Regions from separate parts of the Mus musculus genome. Here regions 1, 2, 4 and 5 are each linked to region 3. Evidence: chromatin loops called from intact Hi-C (ENCODE). Cell type or tissue: left cerebral cortex. All regions are shown on one strand.

What was found. Peaks named below come from ENCODE experiments on the same cell type or tissue, not always from the same donor. Only the 100,000 strongest peaks of a DNase experiment are listed, where the experiment ranks them.
Region 1: a loop joins it to region 3, with 2.3 times the contacts of the local background. A loop is called at or near these places in 15 of 42 quality-filtered maps.
Region 2: it touches region 3 in a loop (2.2-fold over the local background); 11 of 42 quality-filtered maps call a loop at or near these places.
Region 4: a loop joins it to region 3, with 5 times the contacts of the local background. A loop is called at or near these places in 19 of 42 quality-filtered maps.
Region 5: a loop joins it to region 3, with 3 times the contacts of the local background. A loop is called at or near these places in 5 of 42 quality-filtered maps.

Annotation. Positions count from the first base shown.
Region 1 is chr11:60,410,368-60,415,367 of GRCm38, forward strand. All of the region lies in intron 1 of Atpaf2 (ATP synthase mitochondrial F1 complex assembly factor 2), which reads right to left. Among named protein-coding and RNA genes, the nearest start is that of Atpaf2, 4.2 kb to the right of the region's middle. In left cerebral cortex, a CTCF peak has its summit at 2,029 (motif pointing left); a DNase peak (open chromatin) is centred at 2,011.
Region 2 is chr11:60,348,947-60,353,946 of GRCm38, forward strand. It overlaps Tom1l2 (target of myb1-like 2 (chicken)), which reads right to left and starts at 3,959. Exons shown (of 15, transcript NM_153080.3): 1 at 3,811-3,959. The coding sequence starts at 3,862. Drc3 (dynein regulatory complex subunit 3) reads left to right here and starts at 4,434. Exons shown (of 14, transcript NM_029044.2): 1 at 4,434-4,486. In left cerebral cortex, CTCF peaks have their summits at 2,503 (motif pointing right), 3,061 and 3,264; DNase peaks (open chromatin) are centred at 2,570, 3,322 and 4,151; H3K4me3 peaks cover 2,428 bases; H3K27ac peaks cover 1,295 bases.
Region 3 is chr11:60,290,147-60,295,146 of GRCm38, forward strand. All of the region lies in intron 1 of Tom1l2 (target of myb1-like 2 (chicken)), which reads right to left. Among named protein-coding and RNA genes, the nearest start is that of Gm38501, 34 kb to the left of the region's middle. In left cerebral cortex, a CTCF peak has its summit at 2,837 (motif pointing left); DNase peaks (open chromatin) are centred at 464, 837, 2,792, 4,042 and 2 more places; H3K27ac peaks cover 3,803 bases.
Region 4 is chr11:60,197,204-60,202,203 of GRCm38, forward strand. Rai1 (retinoic acid induced 1) reads left to right here. Exons shown (of 6, transcript NM_009021.2): 5 at 586-635; 6 at 828-1,992. The coding sequence ends at 842. It overlaps Srebf1 (sterol regulatory element binding transcription factor 1), which reads right to left. Exons shown (of 19, transcript NM_011480.4): 13 at 4,956-5,000; 14 at 4,593-4,702; 15 at 4,377-4,509; 16 at 4,043-4,208; 17 at 3,432-3,632; 18 at 3,223-3,334; 19 at 1,881-2,948. The coding sequence ends at 2,719. It overlaps Mir6921 (microRNA 6921), which reads right to left and starts at 3,414; the gene lies at 3,335-3,414. In left cerebral cortex, a CTCF peak has its summit at 2,623 (motif pointing right); DNase peaks (open chromatin) are centred at 1,103 and 2,635; H3K27ac peaks cover 359 bases.
Region 5 is chr11:59,877,962-59,882,961 of GRCm38, forward strand. No RefSeq gene overlaps it. Among named protein-coding and RNA genes, the nearest start is that of Nt5m, 32 kb to the left of the region's middle. In left cerebral cortex, a CTCF peak has its summit at 2,144 (motif pointing right); a DNase peak (open chromatin) is centred at 2,181.

The sequences.
Region 1 (5,000 bases), 120 kb after region 3:
ATGGGCTTTGAGGTTTCAAAAGCTTATGCCAGGCTCTGTCTCTCTCTCTGCCTGCTGCCTGTGGATCAAGATGTAGCTCTCAGCTACTTCTTCAGCACCATGCCTGCCACCATGTTTTCTACCATGACGATATGGTCTAACCCTTTAAAACTATAAACAAGCTTCCATTAAATACCTTCTCTTATAAGAGCTGCTTTGGTCATGATGTCTCTTTACAGCAATAGAACACTGACTTAGACAATATATATGTACAAAATTATAAAAGAATAATTATAAGAATTATCAGCTCTGGCCACTGAGATAATGATACAATTGACCATATCATCTGAAACTATAACACCATTCTACTATTGCACACATTCTACAACAAAATAGGTAAGTTTCTGCCACCGTTAAATTTCCCTACTTTATCTGCTACCTGGTGGGCTGGCCACAGCCTCCTTTCCTATCTGTGATTGAAGTTGTATACTACATCCACTGTGCATTCTGGTGCCTCTACTGGGTAACATGCAAAAGTCTGGCCAGGCAGAAGTCAGTGAGAACAATTCTTGACACAGGCTTGAGAAATGGGTGAAAGAAATGGGACACAGAAAGGACAGAAACTGACTGTGAAGGACCGACTCTCCCAAAGCTGCCAGGACAGCTAAGTTTCCTATAACCCTCATCTTCTAGCATGCTCTGCTAGCCAGGGCTACCTCTATATCTGAATAAGAATTTAAAAGTATGGATAGTAAGGTGATTAGAGAGGAAATAAAGACACACAGAAAACAAGACAGTAGAAAGGCAAAAGAACCCAAGAGATAATGGCTTCATATTCAAAGGCTTTAGACAGGGCTTTTCAGTCTGAAGTTTTGACACAGGGCAAACACCAGTCTTCCTACTGGTCCTTACATTCAAGGACCAGCCTTGGGGATGAGATGTGCTCTCCAGAGGTTCTGTCTAGTGAGAGCAAAATGAATAAGTGACTTCAATGACAGCAAGAACATGTGGATGGTGGGAATCCAGACTGAGGAATCCTTATCCCATCTTGAGTTGCAAAAGGACCTCTGAGCAAGCAGTTAAGAGTTCATATGTGGGGGCTGGAGAGATGGCTCAGTGGTTAAGAGCACTGACTGCTCTTCCAGAGGTTCTGAGTTCAAATCCCAGCAACCACATGGTGGCTCACAACCATCTGTAATGAGATCTGACGGCCTCTCTGGTGTGTCTGAAGACAGCTACAGTGTACTTAGACATAATAAATAAATAAATCTTTAAAAAAAAAAAAAAAAGAAAAGAATTTTCAGGATTAGAATGGCTTACATGAGGCTCAGTTGATGAAGTACTTGCTTCACAAGTATGATGATCTAGTTGAATGCCCTGTACCTATATAAAAAGCCAGAGAATAGTCATGTAGCTTTCAATACCAGTGTTGAAGAAGTGGGAACAAACAAGAGGATCCCTGCAGCTTGCTGGCCATTTAGCCTAGCCAATTCAGCAGCCCTGTCTCAAAACACACGGAGAGGGTCAGCAAGATGGCTCAGCAGGTAAATGTGCTTATCATGCAAGCCCAATGACCTAAATTCAATCCCCAGATCCCACACAAGTTTGAAAGGAGAGATGACCACATAAAGATGGTCTCTGTCCTCCACATGCATGTGTGGCACATATATCCAGACACATATACAAACAATGAAAAACAAAGAGGCAGCCATAAGAAAACAAAAACAAAAAACAAAACAAAGACAGGAGAGAACAACTTTGAAAAGCTAGTCATAAGAAGAATGAGAAATTAATAACCTCTAGTTTTCTTCCCTGAGACGTTGCTTAAGTCCATATACAGAAACAAGTGGTTTTCAGTGTCACTTCCTTCTTAAATCCCTCTTGTCTAATGTATGGTTATTCTACCACTCACAGTTTAGGAGCTGCCCCCTACCCCCCACTTTTAAGAACCTAAAGGCACAGGACTACAATTCCCAGACTACAATAAAAATCTGTGTCAACCATACAATCATGATACCGTTATCTTTTAAAACAGCGCCATCTGGTGGGTCTTGGACCTTAAAGCTAAATTCAAAATAGTTAACCTTTTATAATCCTATGACATCTCTAAGTGGTGGTTTTCAGACATCAAAATTCGTTTAACATAAACATATAAAGAAAGCCTCCAACTCAGGCCAGGTATGGTGGTGTGTGCCCTTAACCACAGCACTGAGGAAGCAGAGGTAGGCAGTTTGAGACCAACTTGGTCTACATGGAGATCAAAGCCATCCAGGGATACACAGAAAGACCATCTCAATAATTAATGTAATTAATAATCCACACTGAAATACTACATCACACCCTTTGAGGTGACTATAATAAAAAAGTCAGACAATAACAAGTTTTAGTGAGGGTATAAAGAAATTTGAGACTTCATGCACTAGTACTAGAAATTTAAAACATTGCATCCACCTTAAAAAACAAAAAACAACCTTAAGGGCTAGGAGGTGGGGACACAGGTATTTAATCTCAACAACTGAGAGCAGAGGCAGATGGATCTCTGTAGTGTGAGGTCAGCCTGCTCTACAATGCTAGTTCCAGGACAGCTATGGCTATACAGAAAAACTATCTTGACACCCCTCGCCACCAAAAAACCCCCAAAAAACAAAAACTAATCTTACTATTCCTTAATGAGCTAATTTCCATTTGATCCAGCAATTTTAAGCTTAGAAAATATAGCCAGGAAAGATAAAACCAAACCCATGCAAAAACTTGTACACAAAAAGTGCTGTATCAGCATCATTCATCATCATTCATTACTCAACCAAAGAGTAAGAAACAACTCACGTGTCCATAAATGTGTATTTCTACACCAAGCTATTCAGCAATAAAAAGACTGGACTATGGATATATGTATGATACAACACAGACAGACCTTGAGAACATAAATACTCAATTACTAAGTAGAAAAGGCTAGTCCTAAGCTCCACACAATGCAATGTCTAAAACTGAAATCTTTAAGGAAGTAATGGTTGCCTACGGCTGGGGAGATGGCCAGGCAGGTGGATGGTACTAAAGGGTACTCGCTGCCTTTTTTTTTTTAATGTGTTTAGGAATTTTGCCTGCATGTATGTCTATCCACGATGTGCACGCCTTGTGCCCAAGGCCAGAAGGCATTTGATCCCCCGGGACTGAAGTTATGGATGGCTGTGAGCTGCATGTAGGTGCTGGGAACCAAACCCAGGTCCTCGGGAAGAGCAACCAGTGCTCTTAAGCCTGAGCCAGCACTCTATCCCCTACGGACTACTTTTTACCATGATAAAAATGTTCTTAAACTGACGGTGATGGTCATTCAAATTAGTGAATATATACTAGGGAATGTACTGTATGCTAAGTAAATTATATGTATTAGATTTTTAAAATTTTATCTCACCTGTGAGTGCTCTGTCTGACTGTATGTACATGTGCTATGTATGTGCTTTGTACCCACAGAGGTCAAGGTCAGAAGAGGGTATCTGATCCCATGGAACTGGAGTTACAGATGGCTGTGAGTCACTATATGGGTGCTGGGAACTGAACCCATTCCTCTGTAAAAGCAACAAGTGTTCTTAATCTCTGGGCCATCTCTCTAGCCCCTTAAGTAAATTATATCTTAATAAAGGTATTTAAAATTCTGCCAGGGTCAGAGAGATGGCTCCGTGGGTAAAGGTGCTTACAAGCAAGTCTGATTCCAAGTTTAATCTCCCAAGCCCATGTAAAGGTAGCAAGAGAGCACCAACTGTCAGAGGTTGTCCTCTCATCGCCACATGTACAGTGGCACATGGATGCCCAAATACATGCATACACAAATAAATATATGATAATAAAAAATTCTTGCAGCCAAATACATAAGTGCACTATTTTCCAAATTGCTTTTCATCTGGAGTGGAGGTCCATACCCTAGGCTGTTCTGGCCAATATAATGAAAGCAGACAATATGTATGAGTATGTGGCTTTGTTCCAATAAAACTCTACTTCAAAAGCAGATAGCCGTCTGGTCCCTGACACTCCTATGAGAATGGCAAAGCAGGTAACGTCTCTTAAGTGGCAGAAACTTGGAGAAGCTGCCTTGGACAGGAGGCAATTTGTAAATGGTAGGAACAGGACAGGACTTCAAGCTTTTATTTCTTTGGGAATTTACCTCATATGCTGCTTCTCCAAACTACATCCTCCTCTGGGCAGAAAACAGCAGGAGGGTGGCAATGGCCTCACAAAGGTCTCTGCACTGCAGGACCTCCTCCTCCAACCCCACAGCGAGCCCTTCCTTCAAAAGCCTCTCCTCTCCTGACAAGTTTCTATGGTGTAGCTGTTCCTAACATTGACAAGTGGATTCTTAAAGAAGAAGGACTTAATAATTTACATACTTCAAAGATACACAAAAATATCTCCCACCTGGGGAGGACAAAAAGAGCAAAGCATACCCTAGGGAGGCACGGCATAAACAAAGGAACACATTCAGGAGTTCACTAAATAGGCAAAGGGTCAATTTAAGCGCATGGATGCTTTTTGTTTTCCATTGTGGAGGTGCTTGATCTGCCATCTTTTCTTCTGTATTACAGACTTACCAGTTGGCTCTTAGCATTATTTAGCACATAGTAGGTAGTCAAAGGTGAAAGAAAATAGGAATGTATGAATGAATGGGGCACAGAGAGCTATCTGTAAGTCAAGCCCGTTCTCCTCCTCCCCATACCCCATGACCTCAAGTGATCCTATCTCAGGCTCCCAAGCAGCTGATACATGTGTGTGACGCTACTCTTAGCTTCTTCCTTTGTCTTTACTGGCTTTTTCTGCCCCACTTTTAGGCCTTCGTTTGTGTCCTGATAAGCAAAAATCAGCTCCCTGGTGCATCCACTCCCTTCCCCAGTTATATAAAATCATGGGCTATAGACCATTGAACGGCTCACCACGTATAGACGCTGACCACTAAACCCAACATCCTCAGTTCAGTCCCTCAAAGCCACAACCAAGTCCTGCTGGTTGTCCTCTGACCTCCATGTGCATGC
Region 2 (5,000 bases), 59 kb after region 3:
ATCTCTTCAGTCCCTCAGCCACTGTTTTACGCATTAGCCTTGTGGTCACTATTTCTCTACACCCTTTCCCCATTCCCAAAACATACCATTTGTTGCTGATGATGGTTTCTTGGAATAGGGTCTCATATAACCCATGACAGCCTCACATTCTCAATGTAGCTGAGGCTGGCTTTGAACTCATAATCCTGCTGGTTCCACCTCCTCCTGGGATTACTAGTATTCACCACCATTCTGAGCATAGGTACATACTTTTTAAAAAATTAAAGTACCAAAAATCACCTTTACTCTTTGCCACAATCCTACAGAACATCCACTAAAATTTCAACCTCTCAATTTATCATTTTTATATGCTAAAATGACCAAGGCCCAGCTGCTGGCTCGTAGCTGCCTAGCAACATGCTCCCTTTATCATCTTCATGATCAAATTTCCTTTTCTTATTTATTTTGTGTGTGTTTGCCTGTATGTGTACATATGCACCACTCACATACCACAAAGGCCAAAAACGGGTGTCAAATCCCCTGTAACACCAGTTCCCTGGTTGTGAGCTGCCATGTGGATACTGGGAACTGAACTTGTGAACTCTGTAAGAGGAACAAGTGCTCATAATAAGAATCACCTAGGTCGGGCTGGAGAGATGGCTCAGTGGATAAGAGCACCAACTGCTCTTCCGAAGGTCCTGAGTTCAAATCCCAGCAATCACATGGTGGCTCACAACCATCTGTAAAGGGATCCGATGCTCTCTTCTGCCATGCAGGTGTACATAAGGATAGAGCCCTCATATACATAAAATAAATAAATAAGTATTTTTTAAAAACCTATCCAGCCCTTTAAGTGTCTTTTATAAGCAATAGTGGATGATCTAAGGCCTGGGAGGGTACTTTCCTTCACAGATCATAAACCAGCCAGATCACATAGCCACTTCTGATAGAAAACCCAGCCCTGACTGTTCTGCTGTAAACAGAGAACGCAATTCACAGAGTCTCTACAATGTTCTAGATAAGAGATCAAGTGCTAGCAGACATGAACCCTTCAAAGTAAGCACTCAGTAAGACACAGGTCTCTCCCCGCCCTTCCCTCCTTTTGCTCAGCAGACAGTCACTCTCAGGCTTGGAATGCCTACACAACCTTCTGAGGTTCCATAATCAAGGTCATTTGATGCAGGTCACATCTAACATGTTTACTTATTTCCATCCATTCAAATGGCCCTACATCCCTTACTTCTCTCTACATTCTGCCCTTCATATGCCTCAGCTTCCCTCCCCTACCCCCCACTCCACCCCTCTAGTTCCCTGGCTTGAGCTCAACATTGGGTGGAGAAGTGAATTTAGACTGCGCTGAAAGGGCACTTGGAGAGAAGAGGAAGACAGAAAGGAGAGTGGGTGGGAGACACAGTCGGGGCTGCAGAGAGGACTCGGTGCTGAACAGCACTTGCTGCCCAATCGTGAGAACTGGGGTTTGGATCCCAGCACCCATATCAGCTGGATCACAAATGCCTGTAACTCTGCACCATGGAATCTGATGCCCTCTTCTTCCTCCACGGGCACCCTATTCACACTCACACCGACGCATGCACACACATACATAAATAAAATAAAATCTTTTCAATATAAGAGGGGAGGCTGGAGAGATAACTCAGTGGTAGAGAGCACTGGTGCTCTCCCAAAGGATCCAGGTCTGACTCTCAGCACCCACATGGCAGCTCACAGCTGTCTGTAATTCCAGTTCCAGGTTCTGACACCCTCTTCTGGCCTCTGTGAGCACAAGGAATCAAGTGGTGTATAGACATACATGAAGGCAAAACAAACACATAAAATTGAAATATTTATATATATACATGCACATATATGTGTTTATATGTAAACACATAAAATTGCAGTATTTACATACACACACATATACATACAGAGAAAAAGAGATACTTGAGTGAACATCAGAGAAAGAAGCGTCATAGAAGTGGGAAAAGACTTTCAGGTCCCAGAATCCATGATCACTTATAAAAGACACTTTATCAAAAAAGAACAGAATGGCAGGGTGTGGTGGCACACACCTTTAATCCCAGCACGTGAGAGGCAGAGGCAAGCGAATTTCTGAGTTTGAGGCCAGCCTGGTCTACAAAGTGAGTTCCAGGACAGCCAGGGCTACACCGAGAAACCCTGTCTCAAAAAACAAAAACAAAAAGCCAAAAGCCAAAAACCAAAACCAAACAAACAAAAAACCCAAAAGGAACAGAATGCTCCCAAATGTCAATCAACAACAGAAAAAGCCTCCGTAAGTTTGTAAGCTTAACAACAGAAAAGTAGGCTATAAATTCATATACAAAGTAGAAACAAGCAAGTCTCTACTGCTTGAACTATAAGACCCATAAGGATAGTACAGAGCCCAGTTCATAAAAGATGATTTCAACCAGCCGGCAGACCCAACTTTAATTTTCAAAAATGTTACATATGTGGGCGTTTTGTTTGCCTGTCTGTGCACCATTTACATGGTATGTTTAGGTATGTATATAAAAGACACCAGAAGAGGGCAATCAATCCCCTGGATGTGAAGTTACAGCCAGTTGTGAGCCACTATGCAGTGCCAGGGCCTGAATCTGGATTAACAGCCAATGTCTTTAACCGGTGAGCCAGTTCTCCAGCCCCAAGTTTGTTTGTTTTTAAAGCTAGTCAGCACTTTTGACTGATCTGTTGGCATAAGCTCCCACCTTGGATGAAAGGCCAAATTGCTTTATTATTCATTACTTGCAGTGCTGGATCCTAGATCAAATCCAGGATTTTGTGTGTGCTAAGTTAATGCTCTACCACTGGACTATTCCCTGGTCTGCCAGTGTTTTCTTCTGTAAGGAAACTTCACAGCGGCCAGTGCCATTCCTTATGCAGCATGCGGCCCGCCTCTAACTCCTTACACTACTGACAGCTGCTCTGATTACTCTACTACCACTTTATGTAGTGGGAGAGCAAGAGGCAATGTAAGGAGACGCTTAATATCAACAAGGAAGATTCAGAACTTTAGAACTTGAAGAGTCCCACCACATCTTATCTCCAAATACCCCGTGTGGCAGACAAGAGAACGTCAAAATATAAAGCGCACAAGGTCAGGAGGAGCGTCCCTGGCAAAGTCACTACTGGAGTCCAAGTTTCCGGGATCCAATGGACTGCTTATCAACAAAGCAGCCCTGCCTCCCTTCTTTCCTAGGAGGCCTAGGAGATTCTGCCGCCACGCCATCCCCCTGCCAAGCCAGTCACTTTCCCCGAGGGCCTCCCCCATCCCAGTCCCTCCTACAGCCTGACTGAGTTGCAGCTCAAATTAGAAGTCGTGCAGCATGGGGCATTTTCTGGGAAAGTGCCCAGCCTCAGAGCCATTGGTACCAATGAGCAGGGACAAGGACGGAAGAAAGAGTTCCATTCCACAAAGGCTCCGGGAGACAGAGGCCCTGGGAGCAAAGGCAGCGAGATACCTGGGGAAGAGTACTCGCAGTGACATCTCCCAATACGCAAGGGTAAGCAGACTAGCATGGACACTACTTCTGGGGAGAGACTTGAAAGGCTGGGCCCTGATGGGCAGGGATGCCGGGGACCTCTCTAAGTCCAATCGGCACCTCGGGGGAGCCTCCTTGTAGGGTGAGGTGGCACCAGCGTCAGGCAGAGGCCTCGTGACAAGGATGCCCAGTCCACCTTTGAGATGACACCACTTATTGGCAGAGGCCCAACCCGCACGTGAGGTGATTTCAGTGCCGGGAGGAGGCCCGCGGATCTCACCAGCCCGGTCAGCCGCTGTGGCTCACTCGACGCCTGCCCCACGCGCGGCCTTACCAAGACACTGCCCTACAGGGGTGCTGAACGGATTCCCCAGCAGGAACTCCATCTCGGCGGGCCTCGTTCCAGCCCGGACTCCTGTGTGCCACGGGTCTCCGCTGCCCGCGCCGCGTTCTGCCCTGACTGACACTTGCCCCCGCCCCACCCTCCGGAACGCTGAGCGCCCGGCCTGACCTCGCCCTCTGGGTGCATCTCTATTGGGCAGCGTCTAACCAGCCCACTTCCGATTGGACGACACTCCACTCTCAGTGAAGTCCCACCCACCCCGCGGCGTCCGATTGGGCACGAAGCAAGCTAAGTCACTAGGGTCTCCGTCAGCCTAGCGGCACAACCCCCGGACCCGCCTCCAAACGAGTGGCCGTTCTTCTTGATTCATTAGCACGTTGGTCAGTCTAGAGAATCTTTACTATTATTGGATAAAAGGTGTGTCAATCGTTTACATAGGCGGGCAGAAAGAAAGCGTAACTAGAAGTTGAAGCTCGTTGACTGTGCTGATTGGAGAAACGTTTGTTTTCTTCAAGTCTGGTTGGTGTTAGAAATATGGCCACGTGACGAATCAACTTTCACCCAGGATATTTATCGCTTGACTTCCCCTTAGCAACCAAGTGGCGGTGTTTGGTTCCCCAGCAACCAAACGAAGCGTCTACTGCAAGGGGAGACAGTCCTTAGGAAGGTAAGAATCAAGAGTTTAGCTCCAGAAGATTAGAGGTTGCATGATTGAGGTCTGTCTTGTAACTCTTCTTGGAGGACTCCGACCTGACCCGTCTCATCTGTAAAATGAGCACACATGTCATTTTTACACTTGTACTGAGACTTAATCGGGCTTTTGAAAAAGAAAAGAGCGTATAAAATCTTAAACTAGCAAAAGCAAGTAGGAAAAGGGTCCATCAGCCAGTTTCCTGGCCTGATTCGTTTCACTGAAAGAGAGGTACCCGATACACTGATAACTCATTCTAGAGTTTGGCTGTTATATCCATCCTCTTGATCTGCAATAAGGTATTTCATTTGGTGCCGTATGAAGTGTTTGCGATGAGAATAAAGATATCAAGGTTCCATCTCAGTCTCTGTCAGTAATTCACTCTATGACTTTGGTCACAGACCCCCCCCCCGGCCCCCCACATACACACATACCTCAAGCCTCAATTTCCCTATCTGGGAAGTAGGGACACTAAGATGTCCCTTTTAAA
Region 3 (5,000 bases):
TAATATATATTTTTAATTTAATGTTTATGGCACTGGTGTTTTGCCTACATGTATGTCTGCGTTAGGGTGTCAGATATTCAGGAACTGGATTTATAGACAGTTGTGAGCTGCCATGCAGTTGCTGGGAATTGAACCCAGGTCTCTGGGAGAGTAGCCAGTGCTCTTACCCACTGAGCCATCTCTCTAGACAGCTCCCCCCAAGCATTAATATCTTAATACTGTCTTCCCTTCCATTTAATAAAAACTGTCTGTCCATTCACTTGTCTTTAATCTCTCTCAGCAGTGTGTGCCTATGTCTATGTGTACACTGCTGGTCCGTCTGTCTGGTATTCTAAGACAGTCTTGACACGCTGCCCAGGCATATCCACGCAACTCCACAAAGAGCTCTGTTAGCAGCAAGAAGCCCCTAGACTTGGCTTGGTTCGTCTGTAAGGTAAAGGAGCAGCAACAGCACAGTTTTTGTTATGAATCTAAATATTTTAACCCCAAGAATATTTAGAACCAGCTAGGAAAAAAGAGCTGTGCTTCCGGGCCCTCAGACGTGGGCAGGAGATGGGGAGGTGCAGCATTGTTGCTGTCCACACAGCAGCCTCTTGCCCACAAAGCCACTGGTCTAAATCTTCAAGGAATGCACACTCATCCCTTTATATAGAAAGAGAGAGAGAGAGAGAGAGAGAGAGAGAGAGAGAGAATATGAATTACTGCTTACAAAGCTCACAACCTTCAACTGCAGCAATCCTCCCACAGCCTCTTGAGTATTTGTGCAAACAACCGTACCTAGCTTCTTGCAGCAATATTCTGCAGTTCACAGTATACAACCCTACAGCCTTCCACAAAGTATCATTGCAGGGCTAGCATTCCTGCAGCAGGACAGGAGGCAGAGCCAGCACTGCCTGAAGCTCAGAAGCCTGCAGACCAGCTAGTCTCGAGTATTCATCATGACAGAGACAAGAGAAACTAGGCCTCAACAAGACAGCAGGAGAAAACCAACTCCTGTGCTCTATGTGTGGAGTGTAGCATCTGCATACCCATGTATACACACACGCACACACACACGAACACACAATTGTTTTATTCTTTACTGGCAGAAACACTCATGTTCAACATAAACCACATTTCAAAAACTCTATTTGTAAGAAAGAGCCCCCAAGAATATTGAAACCGCTACTGTGGGGAGGGAAAATATTTAACACTGTATGACTCATTGGGTAAAAGTGCTCGCTGATCCCTAGGCCCCACATGCTAAGAAAGAACAGAGTCCTACAAGTTATCCTCTGCCCCTTCCCATGAATGAATAAATATAATAAAAATAAATTTTAAAAAATATATAACAGAAAAAAATCCAATTTACTAGCTACAACAATTCAAAAAATTTTTCAGTATTTTCTTGAGATATAAGAGTTCTCTGCTGAGGTGTTTTCAAATGACCAATCAAGCACTACATGTACATGTGTAGAAACCCCCACTACTGGAAAAATTCCATTCTTTCCTAAGAAATGTAGCCGGGCAGTGGTGGCACATGCCTTAAATCCCAGCACTCGGGGGCAGAGGCAGGCAGATTTCTGAGTTCGAGGCCAGCTTGGTCTACAGAGTGAGTTCTGGGACAGCCAGGGCTACACAGAGAAACCCTGTCTCGAAAAACAAAACAAAACAAAGAAATGTGAAGGCTGGGCTGCAGCTCTTCACAATTCACCTTTCTCTCTAATTGTCAACTTCCACAGCAATCTACTGTCTCTGCCATCCTCGGGCTCTCTGACAGAGATGACAGGAAGGGCCCCATCTCCCATGGATACTATGGACCACTCTGAAGGACAGTCTTTTGTGTTTTGTTGGCTGCCATGGCAGGGTTTCTGAACCTTCAACATCTTAACCTAGCATTTACCGCTCTCTTTCCCTTTGGATGCCTTCTGTTTTCTTCTCTTTCCTAACTAGCCTAGCTACCATCTCCACTTCTTTGTTGAATAGAAGTCGTAGGAATGAGCACCCTTTGCCTGCACAGACCCATCAAAGCACAACCATGACGGTGATGAGCGCACACGTCCAAAGGTTCAGCTCAGCTCTATCCCGCAGAACAGCAGTCTCTACTGGGGGTGAAAGCAGCAACTGCATGAGGACCCCGGCTCACCTCTGACCTGGGGCCTTGCTCCAGCCCAGCCACTACAGAGCCACCACCTCACTGGACGTCTTCTGACCACAGTACCTCAAGGGTCAGGCATGGAGCTTCCTAGGCAATTCTGGGTTCTCAGAAATTCTACCTTTTTTAGTGGCTCAAGAGCCAAAAGTACATTTTTGCCCTTAGCTAGACTTGCTGTTGAGTGTCTTTAAGTGGCTGACCTTGCTGGACATGGTGGCACATACCTGTAATCCTTGCACTGGGAACCTGTGGCAAGAGGATCACAAGTTCAAAATCAGCTTGTGCTACATAGAGGGCCTGTTTCACATTCCCACCCCACCCCCTCTCCTGCATGAAAAAGAAGCTGGCTTTGGACTGCCAGGGCCCTTCATTTGTGCATGGCAGTGGCAGCCTGGAATGGCAGTGAACTCAGACTTCTGCTGTCTTGATCCTTCTGGTAACGGGTACCCCAGGGTACCAGACCTTTCCCACATTTGTAAAATATAGTAACAACAGATTTCCTTTACACAGTTGCCTGAAGGGAAACTAAATACTATAGAGAAAACACCTGCTGGAGCCTCCCCTCCCGAATAACTCCTCCTCCACAGCCATACTAGGAGCTGACACTTGTTACTATTGTTGTCTGAAGGGTTCTCCCTGCCAGCACCATTCCCTCCAGACCTCCATGAGCACTCATGTGTCACCACTGCCATCTACAGGAAAACAGTTCACCAGATTCAAGCATCCAGGAGCTCCAAATGTCCTTTAGCCCTTTCATATTTCTAGGTTTCTGAGCCAGAAGTTTCATGATGGAAGGTATAAAGAGCTCCCTTAGTGGGAAGAAGCCTCAAAGCTTGGCTTGTTTCATCTTTAGGGTGAAGGAGCAGCAACTGCACGTTTTTTTTTTTTTTTAATGAATCTAAATATTTAAAGCCCTTAGGGGATTTAGAACCAGCTAGGAGAAAGAGGTATATTTCATCCTGGCTCTTGGAAGAGGGCAGGAGGCAGGAGAGGAGTACAGTGTTGTTGCTAGCCCCCCAGTAGTCCCTTGCCCTCGAAGCTACTCATCTGAATCTTCAGGAATACACAAAACCCCTTTAAATAGAAAAATAGAACAGAGGATGCAATTTGCTGCTTAACAAGTACACAACCTTCAATCTAGCCCACAGGGATGGAACCTGGGACCTGACCATGCTGAGCAACTGTCTGACCACTGGGCACATCCTCAGCTGCCATCAGCTTCCCACATACATCAGGTTCTTCGCCCTCCCTTTCCTTTCCAGTCAGGTTTGCAGTTTCTTTTTTTTTTTTTTTTTTTTTTTTTTAAGAAATTATTTATTTAATATACATGAGTACACTGTAGCTGACTTAAGACACACCAGAAGAGGGCATCAAATCTCATTACAGATGGTTGTGAGCCACCATGTGGTTGCTGGGAATTGAACTCAGGACCTCTGGAAGTGGAGTCAGTGTCCTTAACCGCTGAGCCATCTCTCCAGCCCCCGGTTTGCAGTTTCTAACAAGTGAAGAAAGGCTAAGAAGTCCCCAGTCCCTTGATGCAGGGCAGGAGGTAGGAGCTCCTGGTAACCACATGACTCCCATCCTCTGGCTGGACCTGGTCTTGTAACCTAACCTATTCCCAAACAAAGAACACCAAGGACAAAGGAGCAGACTGCCTGGAGCAAAAAGGAGAGTGCCTGTAGCAGCCTTCCTGACTGTAGAGGAGGGCTCCAAGACCAGGGTAAGAGGGGCAGAAGGGCGTGAGACTGACCTTGTCCTTTCTTCCTTCTTTATTAATACCCTTTTTGTTTTGAAGCAATTTTAGATTTACTGAGAAGCACCAATAGTCCCGAATTCTCATCTCAGTTTCCTCCCACATTGGCATGTTATATAACCAGTGTGCATCTGTCAAAACTTAAACACGGAACACAGTGTAGTACTATTAGCTAAACTCCAGACACTACTCACATTCCTTCAGCCTTTGCTCTGTATTTTTGTGCTGAATCCAACCAAGAATACAATACTCCAGTTAGTTTTCACCCCTTTAACACTGTTCTGTGTTCTTTAAAATCTGACAAACCCACAAACTCACCAACTTGCTTTCCTGCCTGGAGAGTTCCACCCCGCAGGCTGCTGTGTATGAGCCAGGATTCCACAGGGCCTCATTAGGGCATCACATCCACCCCTACCCAAACAAAGAAGCCCTTCAGGCCAGCCCAACAACAGAGAAAATAGGAGCTTGTTAGCCACACAGGCCCAAGGCTGCTGACCCAAGTTCTTTTTTAACTGGAATTCCCTTAAGGGGAATCCACAGATTTAAAATGCATGTGGGGTGTGTTCTCCAGGTGCAGAGTCACTAGTCTGATGTATTCCTTTCTTTGTACTCAATGGAATACGCTATGTGTGGAGTAAATGAGTACAGAAAGGAGCTAGGGAGGGCTGGGATGCAAACATATGGTGGCCATCACCACAGCTACCAGCTACCACCAGGAGAAGGGGCCCCTGAAGAAGCCAGCAGGCTGGGAGGAGGTTGATCGCTTATCCTAGCCAAACAGGCTGCTCTCTCCTGTTGACTGAGAAAATAAAAGTCTCCTGGGACTCAGTGTTCAGGTAGAGCTCTGGCTGAAGCCTAGCAGATACCTTGGTGTTGGGGGTGGGGGACATCCCACTGTGGGTCATGTGTTAGACTGTGATGGGAATAGCAAGTCAAGACAGAACCTTTGCCTCAGGGAGTTTAGCCAGATCACAGACTTACAAGCAGAGAGCTAGGACACCAGGAACAAATGTTAGCCAAGAGGTGCGCTCTTAACCTGACAGTCCAAAGAATGAAGAATGATTAGCAATGATGACAGAGGGAGAGGGGGTACAAACAAGGTAGAAGAGCAGA
Region 4 (5,000 bases), 93 kb before region 3:
CAACTGGCTTGCTTAGCCATCCTTTGTGGACATCTGGGGGATTCATCTAGACCTGGACCTTGTAACCTCCTACTGCTGTCTCTTAAGAATAAGCCCTTCCGTGTGGAACATTTCCTCTGAACGTGAAGAAGGATCATGAGAGCACACAGTAGGTGACATTGTGATTGATCTACAATATAGAGGCTGAGATTCTGTAGCTGACATTTCAGTCAAGACCTGAGACTCCACTCTGCAGTTGTCAGTCACCCAAGCAATCATGGGGTGCTTTCTGAGCATGGACCTCTCCTGGCCACTGTGCAGGAGGTTGGGTCAGGAGTGGGCATGTCTGAGAATGAGTGTTCCTTCTCCTTTGGGGAGACCTGGGTAGGAGGGAGATGGCCAGGTAGTGGTGGCCAGGGTGGGGGTGGGGCAGGGGGGGTGTCTAGGAGTGGAGGCCAGGAAGGGACATAGCAGGGTAGAGGCAGAGGGGCTGCACCTCTGGGGGGATTTGGACTAATGAGGGTTCTGAGCAAGACCAGGGCATCAGAACTAACACTGGCAGCCAGCCGGCTCTGCATCACCACAGAAACTTTTCTTTGCTCACAGGTTGCACGTTCATTGAGGAGAATTTTACTTTGAAGTGCCCCAAACATAAGGTAGGTGAGCAGGCTCCCCAGAGAAAGCATTCCCTACCTAACCCAGTTTCTCCCTGCCCTGCCAGAGAGTAGGGAGGGGTGCAGGCTGGGTCCTAAAGTTACTTTGCCAGTCTAGGGTGATTGCACAGTTCTTGTGGAAGGACAGGGGTGGCAGCGGCTGGTGATAACAGTAACGGGCTGTCCCTCCCACAGAGGCTGCCGTTGTAATCCCCGTGTGGCCGAAACTCCGAGGAAGAAGAGCTGCGCCCACAGCCGGTCCTTGATCCCATCCAGGGTCTAGGTTCCGGCTGCCTTGGGCGCTGGCGTGAGGCCTAGGTTGCGAAGAAAACCGGGGCCAGGCTTGGCGAAGGCAGGCCAGGGAGTGGCCAGACCCAGGGCACAATGTCTCAGGCGGGGGGCAAGTCCCCTGCAAGTTCTGAAAAAGACGTGGCATGCAAGCTGTGCCCCTGGGAAGAGGCTAGGCTGCTGGCTCAGTGGACGACGTGGGGCAGACCCAAGCCTTTCTTAGAGGCCCAGCGGCGGGGGACATGGCTCAGCACTTGGCATGGATCTGCCCAAGATCGTGGCAGCCTGGGCTCAGGCCAGTCTATCCTTGATGCGGGCTGGCCTGGGGTGGCGCCCTATGGCTTCTGTTTGTCCCCTTTCCAGTCTTCCACCCCACTGTTGGAGCCCCGTCTGGAAGCCTGAGGAGACTGGGCCTGGCTACCCTCTAGCAGATGTGCAGCTGTCCCAGACAAAACACCAACATGGGATTCAGGGACTGCCACTCAGCTCACTCGGCTCATAGGCGGAGACAGTGCTAGATTCGTGTACAAACCTGTGTACCCCTCTATATATATGTTACATAGAATGTATATATGTTGGGAACATGCTCGCTTCTGTGTGTCGCTGCTGTGCGTCGTGTGCTCCACAGCACAGAGCCCTAACCTGGCCTTGGCTGGGGTCGGGGCCAAAGTGATGCCCCTTCCCCGAGCAACTACCACCATCACCACCACCACGGCCAGCCCCCACCTGTCCGTTTGTGTCCTCAGCTCTGTCCACGCTTTAATAGGCCTGATGCAGCCCCTTCTCCCTGCAACGTTCTGTACATATGACTGTAAAATGGTAAACGTGTGTATTATATCTGGCCTCGTTATATAGTGTATATATATGTATACATATACATATATATAATATATATGAAGACTGTAAATGTTAAGACAACTAGTGTTCTTATTAGTATATTGCTTCACACTGAAGATTGTGTGTATCGAGCTGTTTCTAAAAGATGTTTATTTTCCTTAAGAGTTAAAAAAAAAAAAAACAGTCATTGCATTCAGAAAAAAAAAAGTCAATAAAGATACCACGATTGTTTTGGAAGTGTGCGGCCTGTGGATGCCGACCAGATTCCCTAAGGGGTTGGGAGTAGAGGGAAGGGGCCGGGGGACACAAACAGGGTTCCCAGTCTACTCACTAATGGGCCCTGATCCTTCGCCTATGCTGGTGCACAGAGATGACTAGGGAACTGTGTGTGTTTCTGGATATACGGGGTTATTACCTGGTGGAGGGCTGGAAGGCAAAGGAACAACTGAGACCATCAAGGCCCCTCAAGGGTTATGAGCCATGAGATCAGAGGGCCAAGGTGGCTCAACATAGCATCACCAAGCCAGCAAATACACCTTACAACAGATGGGAAGTCCGGCTTCCCAAAGGACAAGCCAGGAAAGATAGCAATCAGCTGAGGCAGACATCTGCCTACCCAGATAAACAAAACTGAAGTTATAAATAATTTCATTTTTTAATATTCTGTACAAAATTTCTCAACCTATGAAAATAAAGTTTGCAAAAGTCAAAGTAGTACATGGGCCTGCCCTGGAGCCAGGCCCAGCCGGATCTACACTATGTACAGGTCTCCCAGGGTGAGCCTCAGCTAGGGAAAAGCCACTAAGGTGCCTACAGAGCAAGAGGGTGCCATCGGGCCAGTGCAGCCTCTGCAATTTCCAGATCTGCCACTAGAGGTCGGCATGGTCCTGATTGCTTGTCAGGCTCACCCTCTGGAAGACCACAGCCAATGACAAAGGTCCTCAAGGGAAAGCTTTGGGGTCTAGCTGGAAGTGACGGTGGTTCCGCCGCCCAGGCGCAGGAGCATCTGCTGGCAGTCCAGCAGTAGCCGGTGATCGCCAAGCTTCTCTACGGTGCGTGCCGCCTCGGCCAGCATGCTCATTCGCTGCCCAGGAGCCGACAGGAAGGCAGGGGGCAGATAGCAGGATGCCAACAGCAGGGCCTCGGTGTGCTCCCGCCATGTGGGCCGTGGCTCCAGCTCAGCTGTAGTGCCTGCACAGATCACATCAAAGGGAGGGAGGCTTAGGTCTGGCCGAGCCCACACCCCATGTGCAGGACAAAGTAGCTGAGCTCTTCCACGTGGAACTCCCAGTCTGGCTGCTTTCTCCACTTGGGCTGGGCACACAGGGGGGCTCAGCTTCTTTCCTATGACTGCCTCAAAAACTGTCATCCCCGCTGATTTCTGTAAGTCAGCTCTCAGTATGTCTCACTAGACCAAGACGGCCCCTGACCCTCACCAGCCCTGTAAGCACAGCCACCTCCTCACCTCCTTTGCCACTGGAACCTGCCCTCCTCCTCAGACTGCGATCCAGGAGCTGGTGTGTCCGGGCAGGACTTGCTCCTGCCATCAGCCGAGCTGTGGCCTCATGTAGGAATACCTGAGAGGCAAGGAGTAGTCACCCGTTTCAGATTTACTGTCCCCCCACTCCCGGCTTCCTACCTCATGCCCCTCAGTGTGAGAACAGTGGGACTCACCCTCCTCATAGCAGGCCGGAAGCTCTGTGCCAACCGCCGCAGGCTGCTCAGGTCATGTTGGAAACCACGCAGCTCCAGAGCAGAGGCCTGGGGTCCATTGCTGGTACCGTGAGCTACCTGGACTGAAGCTGGTGACTGCTGCCGCTGCCACAGACTGGTACGGGCCACAAGAAGTAGATCACACAGGAGCAGCTGCATGGCCTGGGATAGCAGGCAGGGCAGAGGGAGGAGTTTCCCTATGGACATCAAGCTTTCCCTAGCTGAGGGCCACCCTGTCTCAAGGCAGCGTCAGTAAGGGCAGGAAGTCCACAGCACTGGGGCCTGACTCCAGGTTGCATCACTGAAGCACTGCATCTGCCTCAACACATGCACCGCCTCCTGCTACAAGCCCGCAGTCTTCCCAACAATGGCTCCCAACAGGAACCCTGCCAGTCTGCTCCCCACACCCTCCTTCCTGGTGGTGGCGAAACAGTAAAGCCCCCTCTCCCCAAGACTTAAGCCGTCGTTAAAACTGAGGTAAATCCATTTAGCATTATTCTGTACTAACACCAAGAACCTGGAAATGGACAGCTGTGACCCTGGCCTAGACAGGAACCCACCCTACCCCTCACCTTGTCAATGGAACTGCCAGTTGGTGTAGAGGCTAAGCTGTCCCGCAGGTACCCACTGGCCTTCTCACAGATGGCCAGGCTGGCTGGGCTAGATTCCACCTTTCTGTGGTCCAGCAGAGCCCGGGCAGCCTTGAAGGAGTACAGAGCTGCCCTGGGCAGGGGTCTCCTGTTGGGGCCATGGCAGACATAGGAAGTTAGACCAAACTACAGCCCTCCCTGAGATCTCCCGCCACGGTTCTAGACTCCTGGGAGGACAGCACTGTCCTCCTGTACAGATATTTAAGCAAAGTACTGCGGGGCTGACTGGGCGGGAGGGACCTGGCTGGGGACTCACTCAGTGTCCTGCAGCACCTGGGGGATATGCTCTACCAGTGGGTACAAGCGCTCAGCTGCCTCTTCATCCCGCCTCAGCCAGTGGATCACCACAGCTGTCAGTGAGGCCCACCACTTGGCCACTGGGTCTGGGCCTACAGAAGAGGGAAAGGTGCTTGACTTTCAGCCACACTGTATCTGGGTCTGGCAGGAGTCAGGACGGGGGTCTGGAGCTCACCAGTGGTGGCAGCCATGCTGGAGCTGACAGAGAAACTGCAAGCAGGAGCCCCGGCAGCATCAGAACAGCTATTTAGCAACTGCAGATATCCAAGGGCATCTGAGAACTCCCTGAGGCAGGAGAGAGCTGTCAGGACACATAGCAGCAGTCTCGGGTTCTGGGTGAAAATGGCTCTCACCAACCGTCCAACCAAGCATAGTCTGACCCTAGGATTCTACAAAAATACCACCTGTCTGGCTGATAGGGGAAAGCAAGACCCAGAGAGGCTCTGAGAACAGAGTCTGGCTACTCAAGAGGTTGGACAAGGCTTTCCCAGATGCCCTTGTTGTAGGTCTTGCCTGGGAGTGACACAGACAAACTCACCTGTCTCCGTCAGCTGCCCCTGGGCTGGGCTGAGCAATACAGTTC
Region 5 (5,000 bases), 410 kb before region 3:
CCAGCTCCACCCTCTGTAGCACACACAGCTTGTCTTATAGGCTCCAACTGGGTCCACTTCAGTGCTGCTGCTGTTCTTGGCGGTCCACCCATGGTCCTGACATCCAAGAATGCTGGGGTCTCCTGCTGCAACTGGCCTGCGCTTTTACCAGTAGCCTCTTCCGGGCTCTCTTCATGGTGCCAAGCCTCAACTTTGCCCATGACCTTTCAAACCAGGAGCTTCCACTGCTACTCCAGCTGTGCCTTCACTAGTGGCCTCTCAAGTGCCAGGCTTCAGTTGCTCTCCATGACCCCTTCACACCTCCAAAACCAGTAGCTCTTGGCAGACTCTTACCCATGACCAAGTTCAGGTGCTAACATGAGGTACAACCAGGGCCACCTCTGGAACAGCTTGTGTGCTGACTCAGGAAACACTTCCCAGGAGATTCCACCTCAGTGACGCTGGTCTCTTCTTAGTCACGGCTAATTTATCTCCAGCTGAGCAGCATCCATTGTCCCAGCCAAGCAAAGGTTTCACTTCAGCGTGTCTGGTCTCTTGTCAATCACAGCCGATTCTTCAGCCCAGCCGACCAGACACCACAGATTCTGCACACAGAAGGCCCGTGGAGTCTTTGCTTCCCTCTGGAACTTGACAAGCCATCACACCCTATTCCCCTGGCACTAACTTGTCTTCAGGTTTCTATCACTGTGATGAAACAGTGACTGAAGCAAGTTGCAGAAGAAAGGGTGTATTTGTCTCACACGTCAACATCCGTAGTCCACCACTGAAGGAAGTCAGAAGGAACACAACGGAGCAGGAACCTGGAGGCAGGAGCTGACACAGAGGCCATGGAGGGATAGCTTGCTCCCTGTAGCTCACTCATCCTTCTTACAGAACCCAGGACCACCACCATTCCAGAGATTGCACCACCCACAAAGGGCTGCCCTCCCCCACTGATCATTAACTAAGAAAATGCCCTACAGATAGATCTTAGGTGGATATTTTCTGGATTGAGTTTCCCTCCTTTTACTTAACTCTAGCGTGTCAAGGTGACATAAAACTAGCCACCATATCTGCTGAGGTTTGCAGCGCTCTCTGGGTTTCTCCCTCCTACCTCCTGCTCAGGGAGTTTGTGGTCTCTGGGGCCCTTCATGGAGTAGCCTGGCATCCAGTCTTCACTAGTCCTCCTATTTATACTAGGGTTGCTGAGAGCAGCATTTGACCAATCCTGTGGTGATCCAGGAGGACCAGGAGGCCCTCCTCACCAGTTAGGGACACTCTTAGGCAAGCTCCTTCAGAGCCCAAAGCTCTGCTACCCTTCCAACAAATGGTGCTCCCTGTCTGGGAGGCTCCACTGGGTATGAGAAGGCCCCAACTTCTTGTCTGTCCTTGCAGAGACATGGTGAGAGTTTTACGCACTGGATCCTTCTGGAGGTGCCCCAGGAGTCTGAAAGCTGTCCCCAAAACACAGGCATCAGTGGCTGCGTTTATCTGCTGGGATTCTGTACCCAGGGAGCACAAGGGCTGGCATTACCTCGTCGGTGCAGTCGAGGAAGAACTGCCAGTTAGATTCCTGAGTGTCGCTCATCAGACAAGTAGCTATCAAGCACCCATGGCTGAGGACTGGCAGGGGAAGTGGAAGCACCCACTCTCTCTCTCTGTGCCCAATGTTGTGCCTTCTTTTAAAAACGACTCTACAGGATAAAAATACATGGAAGCCACATATGAACAGCCTCCCCAGTGAGTGTCTCTGCGGTTTGAAAACTCCTTGATTAGATCTGCTACAGCTGGCTTGAATGTACAGACTAGGTTTCACAGAAGGTCAGTAACAACCAAGCTACTTGCCACTTAATGAACGCCTGCCTGCACAGAGGACTTGTGGACTTAATGCAAACTCCAAGAATCTATTAATTAGTTCCACTACTGGGCAAATTCTAGAGGTTCTCAACCTGTGGGTCGTGACTTCAGGTGACATATCAGATATTTACACTATGATTCATAACATCAAAATTACAGTTATGAAGTAGCAACAAAATAATTGTATGGTGTGGGGAGGGGTCACCAGAGCATAAGGAACTGTATTAAATAAAGTGTTGCAGCATTAGGAAGGTTGAGAACCACTGAGTGAAACAAATCTGACAGAGGAACTACAGTTTGTAAAGATGGCCACTTGATGGCGCCAGAGGACTGGCTCCAGAACCTTGGAGCCCTTTGTGCCTCCCTGAAGCCTGCAGTCATCCCTGGGAAGTCTCAGCCTGTTGTTCCCAGCCACCAGCATTTCTCTCTGACCTAGGCACCTTCTGGGCTGGGTCTTGGAACCTCAGGCACTGTTGTCTGAGCACTGGGATATGACTCACATCAGCTGCTCCCCCCACTGAGAAGGGCCTGGCATTATTGGATGTGTGAGTCTCCAGGCTCAGCCAGTGCAGTTCTTCCCTACACAGGCCCCATCTCCAGCCTGGAGCCTCTGCTTTCCGACCCCACTGACCCAGGCCCTGCCCTGCCCTGCCAGCGATCATCCTCCCAAGTCCCAGCCTTATGACAACTTACAGTCCTAACTCCACAGGACTCCGGAGTCCTAACTCCACAGGACTCTTATGCAAGGAGAAGAGAGTCTAGGGAAGAGGACAGAAGACCCCAATGCTTCCTGAGCCTATGCTGTGTGCTGCGATATCATAAATTTCCCCAAGTGACTATGAAGCAAGGTTAAGATAAAAAGAGGAAAGGTTTATTTTTGGTTTATTAGGGACTAAGACCAAAGCTTTCAGCCCACAGTCTGTTGGTCCTTTTGCTGTTGAGCCTGGGATGAAGAAGAGTATTATGGTGGGGTCACTCAGTGGAGCCAGTGTTCACTCTGTGCCTGAGGTGTGAAACGACAAGTGTAGAGGAGGGATGAGGGTCCCTTTGAGTATCCCTCCCAATGACCTAACTTCCTTCCCCTAGGCCCCATGCCCTACAGGCCCCCCCATATTACCTTCAACACATGGTCTTGCAGGGGGTGGTGATTTTACAATAAAAGCTAAGACCCACACTGACAGACTAAGCTGCACTTTCCCACCACCAAGCACACACACAGCCGAGCAGAGAACACAAGTGTGCTGTGTCTGTTTAATTTTTTCTGCTGTTTGTTGTTTTTGTTTTTCAAACAAGCTTTCACTATGTAACCCTGATGTCCTGGGATTCACTCTGTAGACCAGGCTGGGCTTGACCTCAGAGATCCACCTGCTCTGAACACAACACCCAGCACAAGGTCTGTTTTGTGGGGGTAGGAAGAAGGTGTGGGTGAAGCAGGCAGTGACATCCAGGGACAATGACAGTTTAAGCAGAGTCTGAGGTATTGTTGGTGGGATGCTTGCTGGTCTGCAAATGGAGACAGCAGGGGCAAAATGACACTGTGGTGTGAACCATAAAACCATAAGTACACTTAAGCCTGAGTAATTCATGCTGTGTGCGTGCGTGCGTGCGTGCGTGCGTGCATGCGAGTACATGCGTACATGCCTGCCTTCATGCATGGATTCTGGGAGTGAGATGTGGTCATCTAGGCACCACTGAGTTCATCCTATGGGAAAAAGGGATTAGACATCCCAGGAAGGGAAGAACCAAAACAGAAATGGAGCAACAGCGGCAGGTGCCAAGAAAGGAACTGAGGGACCTGCAAGCAGCTTACGGTGAGGGAAGGTGCAGGTCGCCAGTGGGAGCAGAGAAGTAGGAGCCAAGGCCAAGGCCAAGGGAGGGACCACAGATACAGGAAGGAGAAAGGAGAGCAGAGTAGCCCCAGTTCCTGAGAGGAGACAAACCATGCCACTGGGGAGTGAGAGGCCCTTCCCTTGCAGGACTCACCCCTGCCCTTTGGTCCCACATGGAAATCCTCCCGTGGGTGGACTCTCCCCCTACCCTGCCCCGACATCCATGCACTTTTCTTCCTGCAGTATGTAGTAATCTGTCACCCATTTAAGGTCCTGGAGTGGGAAAGCTCCCAGGAGCAGGAAACCGCCCCTCATACAGGGTCCTGTCCCTGCTTTCCTAGCAGGTTTAAATTCTCTAGACCCTCCTTTTCCTCCTGCTAGGGATGTTGCCAGCAGCAAGCACATTTCAGCAAAACACATTCAAACCAAGCAAGGGACTTAAGATAGCAGGAGGCTTTTCTTCGGGACCTCTCTGTAGAGGGGGGGGATGCCTGTAAGCCTCAGAGCCTGCCATGCATTTACAGGGCTGAAGCGAGTGGGGAAGAAGGTTGTAGACTTTTCTGGCCTGCAATAGGCCAGTGCTGGGGTGACTGGTGAGGTAAAGAACGGTAGATGATTGATAAGTGCCTCAGGGGGAGGGCGAATGTGATCAAAATACATTGCATGGAATCTCAGAGAATTACTAATGTTCTATTTTAAAATAGATTCCCATCTCTTCTGGCCATTGTCTGCTCTGCAGGGGTGGGGATGGGAATCACGCAGGCAAGTTACTTTAGTTTTGGAGTACTAATTATGGTAGTTAAAGGAAATAAATTACCACAATTTAACCGAGGTGGGGGAGGGTTTTTAAAAATGGCTTGGTCTTGGCTATCAACCACAGTGGATGACAGGCAGCTGGCTCCAAAGCAAGAGAAGTGGACACAAGGACCAGGAGTTCATTCGACCAGAGTCAGAATTCAGAACAGGTGTAATAATGCCGTCTGTGCACAGAACAGAGTCCTGGGTGGTTCAAGACTCACAGTGGAGACTGGGACAGTTAGAACCTGAATCATGACTAAAGGCCTCGGGAAATGGGCTGAGCCGAAGCATAAATACTTCTGAAGAGATGAGCAGTCAGGGGCCTGAGCTGAAGACTTCTAAACTACACACAAGGAGGCGGTGGGAAGAGGAGGAGACAGGGAAGTGTCTTTCTTACTTCACAAGAACACGCCCCAAAGAGCACAGAGCTGACCCTCACGGTGCCCCAGTACCCTGAGCCAGGGTTGATGTATGAATAGAGATTTTATACTGGACAGATATGTTGAACATTTACAATCTGAGGACAAAATAATTCTA